2 separate regions of the Homo sapiens genome follow, and region 1 is linked to region 2. Evidence: chromatin loops called from intact Hi-C (ENCODE). Cell type or tissue: A673. All regions are shown on one strand.

Region 1 (8,000 bases), 62 kb before region 2:
AACACGGTAATCAAATATTACTATATAACTCATTTTTATACACAATAAAAACTTCTCACAAATATGAAAGGTAGTCAGCTGTTTCCATTTAATAGAATAATTTCCAGTATTTCCCAATATTACCTATTTCTCATAGTGAGATATTTAGGGTAGCACTCTCATACACGTCTGGGCAAGAGGGACTATGGCTAAGTGTAATGTGAAAGTGGAATGTTTAAGAAATAGACACACAGTGGATGCTCAGAAACTTTTTATTTTTATTTTTCAACTTTTATTTTAAGTTCTGGGGTACATGTGCAGGATGCGCAGGTTTGTTACATAGGTAAAGCTGTGATACCGTGGTTTGCTGCAAAGATCAATCCATCCCCTAGGCATTAAGCCCAGCATCAATTTGCTATTCTTTCTGATGCTCTCCCTCCTCCCATCCCATTCACAGGTCCCAGTATGTGTTGTTCCCCATCATGCATCCATGTATTCTCATCCTTCATCTACAACTTATAAGTGAGAACATGTGAGGTTTGGTTTTCTGTTCCTGTGTTATTTTGCTGAGGATAACAGCTTCCGGCTCCATCCATGTCCCTGCAAAGGACATGATCTTGTTCCTTGTTTATGGCTGCATAGTGTTCCATGGTGTATATGTACCACATTTTCTTTATCCAATTATCATTCATGGGAGAAATTTTTGTTGCACAGATACATTATAGCTAAAACTTTATTCTTTAACTGGGGCATGCCTCTGGGTTAGAAGTTAAAAGGCTTGTTGATGGATTGCCGTTGCTGGATTGTTTTCTATATTCTTTGCAAATGTTTTGCAGATAAATAAGGGTAAAATTTGAAGGCAAAGGGGAAAAAAGACAATATAATATGCTCTTCATCCATTTCTTACTTATTTTATCTGGATGTTGGTCCTTTATTGCAAGATCTAAATTTACTTTATTAATAAAAATTGAAAAAAATTTACATAGAGGTGTATAGTTTTTGAGTTATTTTACTCTTCTGTTTTTCTATCCTCAAACTTTTCATTTGCCTTTTTCTTCATTCTTTTCATATTTATAATTTATAATTAAAGTCTGTCTGAATGTACTTCACAGCTGTTATAAGAATATAATAGAATTACAGGCAATAATGAAAAGGTAGTGAGATGTGTTTGAAAGAAGTTCCTTGAGCCATGTATCCTTCCCCTTTGCTCTATAACTACTGGTGTTTTGGGATTTGGGAAAGGTGTTGGATTCAAATTTTGCTATATTCAAAAGTCTGTAAGAAAGAAAAACACGTACTCGTTTTCAAAATTATAATACCAAGGAGGGGAAAGGTATGCAGCAGCAGGATAATATACTGGAGTAGACAACTATAAATTTGGCTTATTAATGACATTTTAAATTTATATGTGAGATTATATCTATGCATTTTACAGATATATAATACATTAAAATATGTATAATATGAATATATAATATTATATATATACCACAGTTCATCTAAAAGTATCACTGAGCACTTCACAGCCAATTACTGGTCTTAAATGTCAGTGAGAGGATGTGTTAATTTTTAAGCAAAACCAAAGTGACTTTCCTATCTGAGCAGCCAATGAAATTCTGTATCTAAGGGATTTTCTTTCCCAAATGCCAAACTGGATATATTTGCATATGTTCTCTCTGATGTATCAAGAAGTTGAAAATTGCACATGACTTTAAAACACTTTAAGAAATTGGTTTTACAATCTGGGTGTTTACCTCTATGTATGATTCCTTATTTTAATTTTTGCTGCTAGGTGATTCTAATGAATAACTAATAAGAATGGATTCCTATTTTTTCTGTTATCTACATATAGGTAAACTTAACACCATTTAATTTGGCACTCAAGTTTATAGATACGATATAAAGTATAATAAGTATTCTTGGACCAAAAACTGTAAACATAACTGAAATTTGGTGTATTAATTAAAGGAATATTATGCTTGAAAATCAAAAAAATCAACTCAATCCTATTATCTCAATTGTGACTCTTAAATTACTGGGAACTTCTCATTAAAATCTATTTCAGAAATTAGGTAGTCATATGTATGTACCTTCCCCCTTGTGATTAACTGATTTACTGATATTCATAAGCAACAATGGCCTCAGTCCTTCTTCACTGTGGGAAACCATTTGTCACTAGGTTAACTCCTTTTGTATTATATTCAAAGAACCACTAAACTTCTGTTTCATCATGTACCTTTTATATAACCAGGAAATTCACTACTTATTCCATATACGTTTCTGAATAAAATCATATTTAAAGTGACAACATTCACATATGAGAAATATGACATCATGTAGCCAGTAACAGTAAGGCATACTGAATTGTTTTGGTGTATTTTAGGGATTATTTGTATAAAATTATATTTTAATTATATGACATATAATAAAAATAGTTAAAATGCTAATAAACACAATTATAATGTTGCATAATTGTTTAACAGTTTATTACTATTACTGCCCAACTTTTAAAAACCAGTCTTTTCCTGCCCAGCCACCCAGACCACTCCATAAAGTGCCAACCAGGAATCTATGAATAGATAATCTTTGAGAAGACCAAAGGATGTATAAGTTCCTAATTAAATGAATGCTTTTGCTAATGTTGGGCAACCAGAGTTTTGTTTTTGTTTTTGTGGTTTTCTAAACAATCATTAAAAAAAGAATCTAAAATAAATCAGAGGGTGGTGATAAGAAAAGAAGTGTCACTACTTGTTTGTCTGCAAATACTGGGTCAGAACACCAAGATATGGAATAGGTAAAATGAGAAGATGTTTTAATTTCATGCCAGATATCTCTGATTTTCCTTCATAAGGCATCAATACCTAAAGAGGTTTCTCCATGCGTGCAATCTTTCACAGTGAAAAATAATATCCTTAAGTTTGGAATTTATATTTTGGCAGAATGTGACAAAGAAAATTCATTCCAAAAATATTTATTAAAAATCCCTTACGTGCCAAGACACTGTAAAGCTAATACTACACAGTGCCCCCTTTCCCATAATTACTATGGCTAAGTGAAAACTGCACTGTTTAATTTCAAGCAGCTTGAAATAGACCTCTTTTTATTTGATGGAATAAAAAGAAAGCTGAATCTTTTTTTAATTTCTGTTTCTAAAGTGTAGTTAGTGTTCAGTGTCCTAACACTTAACCTATAGCTAATCCTTGGATTTAGGAATACAATACATCTTCATTTGACATGGTCACTGTATACCAAGCATTGTTCTAGATGCTATGAAGAGTATGAAAAGAAATGGGGGTTGGGACCTTTTCCCCAAGTGGTATTAATATACTGTCAGAAATATTGTGAACTCAGAACTAAAACCAAACAAAAAAAACAAATGAACGAACAAAATGAAAAGCAACAGGTTTAAAAGGAACAAGTTCTCCCAAGTGTGGTCTTATCGGTATTGAAATATCGGATGACTAAGAAAGATCTTACTGTCTTTACGTCAAAGGATGGTTTATTCGGATCGATAAACCCACACATTTATGGAAATGATTTGCACAGCAAATATGAAAGACAACTTCTTAAACAGTATCTATTGTGTTGATTGTAACTGGTGCATTAAAAACCTCAGAGTGTCCACATCAGTCATTTCTAAAATGTTGCTGTTAAAGAGGAGTTTCAAACTAATGCCTCCTGAGATGGGGTGTGTTTAACCTTGTCTGGAGCTCACGCATACACTCACAGGGAGAGATGTTGCATTTAGGGAACTGCGAGTGAGTCTGTGTTATGGCTGGAAAACCATTTAGAACACAGGTGATTTTTTTCTGAGTCCAGATACTTTCATGCCCTTGTTTTTGAATAAGAAGGAGGGTCGATTGCTTGTTTCTTCCATGGTTTTAGAACTACTCTAACGCTCTTGAGCACTTTATGGATTTTAACAATGATAACATTTTACATTCCTTATGCCAGGATTTCAAAGCATTTTATTAAGAACGTGAGTGCCCTTGCTGGTTGAAGATGAAGAGCAGGTTGATCATGAACTCCACAGAGGCTCTGGTCATTGGTTCACGCTGCTGGCATTCAGGGTTTTATGGTCTCCTGGGCCAGACATATGGCAGCATAATGGTATCATGCTCTCTTTTTTCAACATCTTTTTCCTTGGAGACAATGTGGTCTCCTTTTAGAAAGTGTTTATGAAGCAGGATGAGTCTCTAGCGATGCAAGTTCTTTGTTTATCCGCAGAGCCAGCGGATTGTCTTTCCTCATTATTGTTGGCTTAATGTAAATACATTGTTGAAAGGGCTAAAGAGCTTTGAGACGATGGGCATTTTCCTTTATGAATGCACAGGATACCACGCAGAGCCCCTTGGCCGGCATCCCATCTCTCCCCATGAAGTCTCTTAAAGATGACATGACTTCAGATTTTCTTCCTTCTGTTAGAACTTTGAAGGGTGGAGTGTGAAATCTGGCTTCCCCTACGGCTCTTGTGTGAGTGTGAGTGTTGGCTTCACAAACCATCTCGAAAAAGGGTGTTCGAACAGACTGTACAGATGCTGTGTCTGGCTTTGTGGTGCCAAACAAATTGAGGGTACTCTGCTACCAGGTTTTCTATTTCAAGATGGCTTATATATTTTGGCTGGTTTAATTTTTTTACCAAATATTTTGCTGCTGTTGATAACTGACCTAAACTCTGTGGTCAGTGAGGTGGAAAATGGCTCATATGTTCCTTTCTAGCTAGACAACTCAGATTTGTGAAAGGAGTAAAATCCTCGAGTCATATACCCACACGGCAAACATTTCCAAAAGTGATTTGAATATTTGAAAATATGTGGAACGGATATCTCTGTCTTTGAAATATTTATTTGAATGCAAATTGCTCATTTCTCCTCTCCTGTCCTCCAACAGGAATCCCATGTGCATGAGGCCCCTACCTCCCTGGACCACACCAGCATGAGATGTCTTCCTGTGGCAATGAGGGTCACGTAAGAGCCTGTTTCCAGCTCTGTTCTCTGTAATTCTAGAGATTATAGCCTCATCACTGTTCCCCCTTCTCCTTTCGGATATTTTTAGTAGGTATCTTAAGAATGCTGATGAAGTAGCCCTCGGCAGGCTTGGGACACTTGGCATTTTCCTCTCTTTCTGTGATTTTCTTTCTGGCGTCTTCTCTGTCACAACTGTGGGCCGGTCCAGCTGGCTGCTCTGGCACTGAGTCTCATCTCTGCCTTGGTGATTCCAACAGCAGCCCCAGACAGAGGCTTTTCCCAGGTTCTGATACAGGTGAGCAGTAGGCTGTTCTGACCCAATACCTTATTTGAATGAGTGACTGTTTAAGTTTTTAATAGTTTAGTGGTGTAACACATTCCTAGAGGTCAGACATGTAGTCCATGAGAACTGGAGCAAAACCCAGCAAATTCCCATTACAATCACTCTCTCTTTTGAATCCTAATCTATCCTGCCCTAAACCAAACTTCTTAGAATGAGTTCTTTCCCAGGAGGGACCTGGCTCTCCAAAACTATCTTGATCATGTCTGAAAAGACAGAGGACGTGGTTATCTTGTCAATGGGAACTCCAGCGCCCTTAGCATTATGCCTTCGTTGAGAGGGGAGAGATGAAAAAAAAGCAAAATATATTAAAATTTGAAAAATCTTTTAAAACACTAATTAGTACTAATGTTGCTACATTCTTTAAGCCTCTCTTTATTCTCCTCCTAGACTCTGATTAGTACTCATATCCTAAAATCGGCATTTTGCGGCTGATTTTTTTTTTTACTTTTATTTCAGGTTTAGGGACAGATGTACAGGTTTGTTACACAGGTAGACTTGTGTCGTGGGGGGTTGTTGCACAGATTATTTCATCACCCAGGTATTAAGCCGAGTACTCATTAGTTATTTTTCCCTATCCTCTCCCTCTTTCCATCCTCTCCCCTCAAGTGGGTCCCCGTGTCTGTTGTTTCCTTCTTTGTAGTTAATAAGTTCTTATCATTTAGCTCCCACTTATAAGTGAGAACATGCAGTATTTTGTTTTCTGTTCCTGTGTTAGTTTGCTGAGGATAGTGGCCTCCAGCTCCACCCATGTTCCCGCAAAAGACATGATCTCATTCTTTTTTATGGCTGCACAGTATTCCATGGTGTATATGTACCACGTTTCCTTTATCTAGTCTATTACTGATGGGCATTTAGGTTGATTCCATGTCTCTGCTATTGCAAATAGTGCTGCAGTGAACACACGCATGCATGTGTATGATAAAATGATTTATATTCCTTTGGGTGTACACCCAGTAGTGGGATTGTTGGGTTGAATGGTATTTCTGTCTTTAGGTCTTTGAGAAATCATTGTGGCATTATTTTTAAACATGTTAATTGTTGACTCAAATGGCTGAGCAGTGCAACTACCTTGTCATCGGAATGAAGGGACATAATAGGCATATGAGGCATATGTCTGGGTCTACTGTTGGACTCCACCAAGGCAGAGATGAGACTCAGTGCCAGAGCAGCCAGCTGGACCGGCCCACAGTTGTGACAGAGAAGATGCCAGAAAGAAAAACACATGTTTACAAAAACAGCGGACTGCACACTGCTAAACTATTTGGAAGTGTGACACCATCAAACAAAGTTTTAGATATTCATGGATTCAGATGAAAATTGAAAGAAAGTTCAACTAAAGCCTAGAATAAAATCAGCTATATATTAGCCTCAGAGGAATAATAAATAGATATCAATACAGGAGAGCTCTACATCAGGAGCCTTATTTATTTCTATAGCTACAGTGTTTAAAATAAATACAATAAGAATAACATGAATATAAAGGTATGATTATGATTTATAATTTTTTACAATAAAAGGATATAATTCAGAAGAAAAACATGCTAATCCCCAAAACTATGGGAAGCCTGGCTGTATGAGACATCGGTCACAAGCAGTATACTACTACCCTCTTTATAGCGAATAATTCTAATTATAGACAAAGCCCCCAGGTCAAAATGATCCCAGGAATGTAAGTTTTTAAGCAGAGACTACTCATTCACCAGAATGTGTTCTCACCTTCTTCCAAAATGATAGAAGCCCTGCTCATTTTGCAGCAACATATGCAGGCACTTCAAAAACAAACCCCTGAGGTAAAATCCAACTCCTTAGACAATTTGCTTCAGATCATTGCTAAAAGTATATTTTAAATGTTAGGTAGTGTATATATTATGATTCATACAACTTATAAAGCATTTTATTAAGAAAGATTGGTAGACTCTTCATTAATTGTTATATATTCAAAACCACAATAACTGAAACTGAAATTGTATCATTGTTTCATTCTGGAAGAGGGGAGCAACCATCAGACCCTTAAATCCTTGAAATTTTAAGTTGAAGATAGCCATGAGCACATAATCATGACCACTTCCACTGTTTTAAAATGAAGATATTATGCATGAAATACAAATATTTCTAACATTTAGGGGAAAAATTTTCTTTCTTATGTAAATATTTATCATGTATTTAGTCTATTAAATGATACATGTCAAGGAAACTATTATGAGCTTCAGCAGTCTCAGGGATTATTTTATGTTTACTTGCAGCGTTCCCGATAATCTGACATTTCACCATATACATGGGTTGGAATGTTGACAAAACTGAACCATGTTTAGTCTGGGGTTATAAATGTGGGAAGAAGGGGAAAGGTGAGGCTGGAAGGTAAAGCCCCTCCCGTGCCTTCTGTTCTCATCCCCACTCTGAGAAGATGACTTCATCATCAGAAAAGTCATTCCCTCAACTCTTTGAAACCCCATCTACCACTTTATTTTCTTCATCCCCCATCCTTGACCCCTTCCTTCAAACTCTGGAGGGCAACTTGTCTTTTATAATCCAAGGTTAATCCTCCACACAATGTATTTATTATCCTTCCTTGCCTTTTCCAGGTCCTTGTTGTGTCTCTTTTACCTTCTTTCCCTCTCCCTTGGCTCAGTCCTTTCAGCTGATAAATGTGTTTATGTCTCTCCCTATTTACAAAAAAAAAAAAAAAACAAATTTTTCCAACCCCACGTGGT
Region 2 (8,000 bases):
GTAAAATAACTGATGAAATAGCACTGTATCCTTTTGTTTTCAGTATTACCTTCCCTAATCACTAATTTGGGTCTCTTGTCAAATGTCACCATCTCAGAAAGGCCTTTCTGGACTACTCCGCCCAAAATAGAACACTCTAAACTCCCACACCTGTCCCTTTCATTAACCCACATTGCTTAATACTTTGCTATTTTTTATGCTTCTTCTTGCAAAAGAATGCAGTCTCCCTGAGGGTAGAAACATTTCTGTTTGTGTGCCCAGTGCATAGAAAAATGCTCTGCATAGAGTGGGTGATCAATACATATTTATTAAATGAATGTGGTAATAACTGAATTGGAGATATATTTATTTGTTTTTGGACAGCTAATAATACTAATGGTTACTATATAAGTTGCTAGTATGTGGGAGTTCTTAGTATTGATGCTGAGATGCATACCTTTGTATATAAAGCTATTTTCAAATTTGGTATTATTTATTTAAGATGAAAACCAATTTTTAAAATCACTGGGTCTAAGATAATGACTATTCTAAAGTGACTAGAAATCCATTTCAAAATTGCTCTTTGGGGAGATTATATGAATTTACATCTCTACCAATGATTCATTCTCACTTTACTGTTTGACTTTCAAACTTCTGTTCATAGGCTTCTTTCTCTGCTAGTGTTGGCGTCTCCCTGCTTTCTTCCTTTCAAATGATGGTATTAGATCTGTCTTTCTCTACTACGAGCTGCAATGCCCCTGTTACAGAAAAAAAAGATTTGAGGAGACAGCTTGAAGCACCATGGTTGTTTTCTTAGAAGTTCTCTGTAAAATTTTTCATGGTATATGATCTTAAAAATTAAAAACAAAATTTACTGAAAAATCGTCAATTTCTTCCAATATGCCTTTGCAATCATTACTATGAACAAACAAAACTAGGTGCCTTTCAGAGCATGGACTTGAGTTTGTATTTTCATTTAGTTTTTATACTAGCAAATTGTTTTATAGTGATTTATATAATGTCTAACATTTTGAATTTTGCCAATATACAAACAATCCTGTTTAGGTTTTGTTAACAGTTTGCTTGTCAAAATCTGTATGTGAATATGACCACTGAGGCAAGATATTCTTTCTTTCTTCTTTCTTTTTCTTTTCTTTTTTAAATACATGCTTTTATTTTGGAGGGCTAATAAATGTGGAATGCTGTGCATACATCTGCAAGGTACCACCTTTAGCTTTGGAGGCTTTTATTCTAGATATCTGATAATAATTACTGCATAAATAAATTCATAACACAAAGCAGTTAGAAGCAGTCTAATTGCAACAATTAATTTGTAGACTTACCTAATTAAACTTCCCTAGCCAGAATGTGTTGTCTGCATACATCAAAGTTTACAAAAGAGAAGTAATAGAGCAGAATAAAGAATGACATTGCCCCTAATAGAGTCCCTTGAGGAACTTCTAAGGTTAAAATAAAAATCTATCAATGCTGAACAAGAAAATATGCAGTTCAGCTGCAATGATGGATGGTTCTGCTAACCTTCATGCAAAGCAATGCTGACACATAATATTACTGAAACAGAAATGAGCATATCTTCGTCTACCTTTTTGCTTTTATAATGTGGCTGAAATGGTCTGGGAGTCTGAAAACTCTTTTTTTATATCATACTTGGAAACATTAAGATGATCCTGATCGCTTTCTTCCTCTTGAGACTTCTATAGCTACTTGTTTATCTGCTTTCTTGGCTTCATGTAAGAGTTGAGTAATTTCACAAATGCATGCTGAGGATAGAAAACTGCACAGCATGCACCTTTGCTAGCACAAAAGGGCTTGCCCTGCCACCGTGGGACACAGGCGAATTCCAATTTCCCAGTCTTGTATGCGACATATACAAGAACAAATGACAATTATAATGTTAAATTATTTTTACAGAGAGGGAAAGAAAAAATTTAAATGGCTAAAAGGAAATAGCAGAGGTCAGTTTAACTGGGAAATAGTACTATCAAAATTTTTCAAGAGCACGTCATTAAGCCTTTAATTTTTCAAAAGCCTTTGTTTTCATCTTTCTTTTTATCTCCCACATTGGTAGCTAATTCTTTTAATCTCCTTGGTATCGATTAACAGATAAGGCACTCTCACTTTCAACCTTGCATTACAACTCTTTCCTGGGCATCTCACTGCCCTTACTAAACTAAAAGTGTCTGTCCACCCTGCTTACTGCCATGGCCTGCCTCCACCTTCCACCACCTCCTCTGTCCACTCCCCATCCATGCCTGGCAGTGACTGCTGGCTGCTATGTAAATGCCCTGCCCTGCCGGAGCTCCTGAGCCATCCTAAGAAGACCAGGCTGAGTATTAGGGTTCCCAGTTCTCATCTGTCCCCTGCTAGTGATAACAAGTATGAATTTAGTTAGCAAGTTTGGATGGTGAATTATTGACTGCTAACGGACCATCCAATCAGCAGATCTTAAGGTGACCTTCAGCCTTTTCTTAGCACACAGTTGCTGCCCGGGGGCAACTACCTCTCACTTACGAGGCATGCGGATGAATATTCTTACTAAAATAAAGGATAAATTAACTTATAAGGCCACCTAAATAGGGATGATGTTAATAAAAAAATTATTAGGAAATTACTATGGGAGATCAAGCCTTATTTTTTAATTTAATTTAATTTAATTTAATTATTTATATTTTTGAGATGGAGTTTCGCTCTCGTTGCCCAGGCTGCAGTGCAGTGGCGCGAGGCTCACCACAACCTCCACCTCCCAGGTTCAAGACATTCTTCTGCCTCAGCCTCCTGAGTAGCTGGGATTACAGGCATGTGCCACCATGCCTGGTGAATTTTTTATTTTTGGTACAGACGGGCTTTCTCCATGATGGTCAGGCTGGTCTCGAACTCCCGACCTCAGGTGATCCACCCGCTTCAGCCTCCCAAAGTGCTGGGATTACAGGCGTGAGCCACCATGCCTGGCTAATCAAGCCTTATTTTTAGGCACTTTACTATGTCTCTTATTGTATCCCAATCTATCTCTGGAAAAGTAGGTAGGAGTAAGAGGCAGACAAGATAGGACACATACAAGAATTTCCTCATGTGTTTTGCATAGAAACTTTCATTAAAGTTCTAGCATTAAATAAAAAAGTAAATAACACCCAGAGGATATTTAAAACACATATTAGGGTGCAAAATATGTGAGACTTGACTGATTGTGAGGCTTCCTTTACCATTTCATGTAGAAAACATAAATTCTTAACTTCGGCGGGGAGGCCGAACAACAATAAATATGTTGGCTCCCTTCAAGTCTGTTATTGATACCATTATTATCTCTTTATTTTCTCTTCCATATTTTTAAACCGATAGTAGCCCCTTTTAATTTTATTTTGTTTTATTTATTTATTTTTCTGAGATGGAGTCTTGCTCTGTCACCCAGGCTGGAGTGCAGTGGCATGATCTCCGCTCACTTCAACCTCTGCCTCCCGGCTTGAAGCAATTCTAGTGCCTCAAACTCCCAAGTAGCTGGGATTACAGGCACCCGCCACCACGCCCGACTAATTTTTGTATTTTTAGTAGTGGTGGGGTTTCTCCATGTTGGCCAGATTGGTCTTGCCTGGCCTGACCTCAAGTGATCCACCCGCCTCAGCCTCCAAAATGCTGGGATTAGAGGCATGAGGCACTACTCCTGGCCAATAGTAGTTTTTCAAATGACCAAATGAAACAGTTCCCACTAAATTTTAAGAGTCTTCTTTCAGTTCTATCAAGGAAAATATAATTCCAACAATTGTTTTGCCTAGAAAGATTACCTTTGTTTAGACTGAGCTCTATTTGTGATTCATACCCACGCAGCGTGACAATATAATAAAGGTGGGTGGAGAGAGACTAAGAAAATCAGAAAATGTCTTGGTTAATTTCTAATCAGACTATTAGTATGACATCATTATTCTATTTTACATGTAGATTCCCAGGGCATTAGTTGTGGTTAAATTCAAATGCAAGCGTAATGTCATATCATGTAAAATACAAATGATCTTTGAGCCTATAAAATAATAGACTATTACCACCATTTGTTAAAGTAGAAAATGAGGAGCTTTCAATCCCTGTACCTAGGACACATTATTGAATTTATATATCTGAGTCAAATACATTTGACTTTGAAATGTGTCAGCCACAGAAGGGTGTACATATAAAATTCAGGTCAAAATAAAATAAAAGCAAATCCTATCTTCTGATGTAAATTAAATTAGAAACTCTCAGAGCAATAGGATGAAAGAAAGATAATAAAGTTTTGGTAATGGAATTAACCATGAAAGAAACCTTCCCTTTCTGACCTCTTTTGAAACACTATCTGCTTTTGGCTTCTCTGACAACACTCCCTCTTAGGTGCATATTCTCAGTAAACTGTACTGGCTCATTCTTTTATTGGAATCTCCTCTGGGCTTTATCTCAGCCCTTTTTTCGTTTGGTTCTATCTCAGTGTCTGTACTAGTGGGATCCCTGAATCAGTGGCATCAACAAATCTGATACTGTCAAGGATGCACAGTTCAGGCCCCACCCCAGAATCTCAAAACTTATTTACTAGATCAGAAACTCTGGAGTGAAGCTCAGCAAATCCTCTAGATGATTCTGAACATACATCCAAGTTTTAGAACCTCTTCTCTCTCTTCTTATGAGGCTTTCTGGTCCTTGACTACTGGCTTCAGGTGCAATGTACATACTGCGGAAGATTGTATTTTCCAAAGATGGTCACATACATATCTACATATCTCCTGTCTCAAAAACCCTTTCAGAATCTTGCTAAGCCTCCATCAAGAGGTGGAATCTCGGCCGGTCGTGGTGGCTCACGCTTGTAATCCCAACATTTTGGGAGGCTTAAGTGGGCGAATCACCTGAGGTCAGGAGTTCGAGACCAATCTGGCCAACATGGTGAAATCCCATTTCTGGTAAAAATACAAAAATTAGCCAGGCATGTTGGAGGGCACCTGTAATCCCAACTACTCGGGAGGCTGAGGCAGGAGAGTCGCTTGAACCCAGGAGGTGGAGGCTGCAGTGAGCCGAGTCCGCCCCATTGCACTCCAGCCTGGGCGACAAGTGCAAAACTCCATCTTAAAAAAATAAATAAATAAAAGAAGTGGAATCTCATTACTCTGCTCTTGAATTTGGGCAGATTTGTGACTTGCTTATAACCAATAATGCGCAGTGTAATTGAGTTTGAGTAATTTCTGAGAATAAGTCATAAATGGAGAGTCTTCTGTTTGGCTTGTTAGAACATCTCGACTTGGGTTCTTGAACCACCAAGTAAGAAGTCTGACTTTCCTGAGTTTGCCATGACGTAAGGAAGCCAGCTGCACAGAGACACAACATGAAAGCTCTCTGCTCTAGTCGGCAGTCCTAGACTTTAGGCTCTTTCTGGTTAGGAACCAGACATGTGAGTGCAGGAGCCCTCAGCTGACTCCAGCCCCATTTGTGGAGCTGCCCTCCTGCCTTTGAGTTTTTCCAGCTGTGGCCTGAACATCACAGAACAGAGTCAAGCCATCCTTGCTGTGTTTTTTCTGTGTTCTTGACTCACAGACCCCTTGAGCACAATAAAATGATTCTTCCCTTCCCATAAAGTTTGAGGTGGTTTGTTACATATTGATAGTAACAGGAACATGCAGTAATGTCCAAATGTATATCTCTACTTCAAACTTCTATTTAAGGTCCAGAACTGTACATCCAATTGCCTACCTGACAGCTCCACTTGGAAGTTCACAGGCATCACAAACTCAAGAAGCAAATAAGAAAAAAAAAAAAAAGGAGAAGACAAGAACTGACGAGTTAGAAAATCTTAAAACACATGCACACACACATTCACACACACACACAAACCAACATAATTAATTAATAAATCAAAAGGCTTGTACTTTAGAGGAAAAAAAATCTACAAAATAGATAAATTTCTAGCAAATCAAACTTTCATAAAAGAAGAAAGCAAAATTCATAAAATGGGAAAGTTTAAATAACCACCAAAGAGAGGAAAAATTTAAAAGAGACTTCTTTGCATCACTTTATATAAATAAATTTGAAAATCGATATAAAATGTTTAACTTTCTGGAAAAATGCAATTAATAAAATTGACTGCAATAGAGATAGAAGTTCTCTTCTGACAAATTTTCATATAAGAGTTAAAGAAAGTTGTAAAAGAGCTCTTCCACAAAAAATACACTTGAAGACCAGATGGCTTCTTGCATTATGCTCCCAAACTTCACAGGGTTAGGTATTCTCAATCCTATTTCACCATTCCAGACCACTGCAAAAGTAAGAAACCTCCAAATTTGTTTTATGAAATAAATTTACATTGATATTAAAACTGACAAAGAATATACCAAATGTACTATAGTGCAATCTCACTTATGAGTATCAACACAAAAATGTCAATAAATTAGCAACAGAATCCCACATCCTTATAAAAACAACATATATCATGTCATGACCAACTGGACTTAATCATATTAATAACAGAAGAAAAGCATGCAATTATCTTCATAGAGCATTAAAAGATTGTTTGTGAAAGTTTGGCTGGGCGCTGTGGCTCATGCCTGTAATCCCAGCACTTTGGGAGGCTGAGGTGGGCAGATCACCTGAGGTCAGGAGTTCGAGACCAGCCTGGCCAACATGGTGAAACCCTGTCTCTACTAAAAATACAAAAAATTAGCCAGGTGTGGTGGCAAGTGCCTGTAATCCCAGCTACTCAGGAGGCTGAGGCATGAGAATTGCTTGAACCTGGGAGACAGGGGTTGCAGTGAGCTGAGCCAAGATTGCGCCATTGCACTCCAGCCTGGGGGACAGAGCAAGATTCTGTCTCCAAAAAAAAAAAAAAATTGTCAAAATTCAACTCTCATTCATGCTTCAAAAAATACACTTGAAAAAGAAATTGGCAGATGTCTCATTCATATTATGCATGTATACATATTGGTGTTACATAAATCATATCTACCCTGCTGAAAATTCTGTGGGGCTTCTCCTTGTTTTCAAATTAAAACCAGTATCTTTCACCTGGTGTTACGGACTGAACGTTTGTGTCACCCCAAAATTCTTATGTTGAAACCCTAACCCCAAGGAGATGATATAGGAGGCCTTTGGGAGATAATTAGGTCATGAGGGTGGAGCTCTCGTGAATGGAATTAGTGCCCTTACAGGTGAAGACAGGACAGTCTGCTTCCTCTCTCTGCTATCTGCCATGTAAGGATACAATGAGAAGATGGCCATCTGCAAACCAGGAAGTGGACCTCACCAGAAGCAAATCTGCTGACACCTGGATCTTAGACTTCGCTGCCTCCAGAAATATGAGAAATGGCCTGTGCGTCCATGAGTAATCTGGTGTTGACTACCTTTTCTAGTTTCATCTCTTATCTTCCTCCTGCTCATTTTCTGAACTCTAGCCACAATAGATGCATTTTTAGTTTCTTGAACCCACCGTATTCTCTTTAGTGTCAAGACCTTTGCTATTACCTTTCCTTGAATGTTCTCACCTCCATTCTTTTGATAAATTTGTATATATTCTTCAGATCTTAGAACCAGGAATTTCTCCCCTGACGCCTATGACTGTGTCAGACTCACACTTCCCCATTCCCAGTCATTACATGCCCTCCATGAAACACATAATTTCTTTCATAGGAGATTGAATGTTGGTACATAAGTTATTTGTTCACTGTTAGTTGTGTTCCCTGACAGCAAGCAGTGTATTTGGTTATTTCTCACCATTGTCTCAACACTTAGTGCAGTGCCTAACACATAGTAAGCATTCTGGTATATGTGTAAACTGAATGAATTGACGAATTTCTAGGGAAACTAAGACAGTCATGATGTAGTCCAAAGCATACTGGAAATGAGGAAATAACATTTGGGTTCCTTCTCCACTGTATCTTAGCTATGGATCTTATTTCTGATAATTTCATTTTACAGTAGAAGAATAATGTATTAGCAAACTTTAGAGCAACATACAAATGAAATCTGCTGTTCTCTTTAACAATTTCAAAGTGTTCTTGATA

Evidence for each region. A loop is a pair of places that touch in the nucleus more often than their neighbours do. Peaks named below come from ENCODE experiments on the same cell type or tissue, not always from the same donor. Only the 100,000 strongest peaks of a DNase experiment are listed, where the experiment ranks them.
Region 1: a loop joins it to region 2, with 4 times the contacts of the local background. A loop is called at or near these places in 5 of 110 quality-filtered maps.

What each region holds. Positions count from the first base shown.
Region 1 is chr18:27,633,220-27,641,219 of GRCh38, reverse strand. No RefSeq gene overlaps it. Among named protein-coding and RNA genes, the nearest start is that of CDH2-AS1, 280 kb to the left of the region's middle. In A673, no CTCF peak of the experiment used is centred here; a DNase peak (open chromatin) is centred at 4,329; H3K27me3 peaks cover 3,656 bases.
Region 2 is chr18:27,571,717-27,579,716 of GRCh38, reverse strand. All of the region lies in intron 2 of LOC107985126 (a long non-coding RNA gene), which reads left to right. Among named protein-coding and RNA genes, the nearest start is that of CDH2-AS1, 350 kb to the left of the region's middle. In A673, no CTCF peak of the experiment used is centred here; no DNase peak of the experiment used is centred here.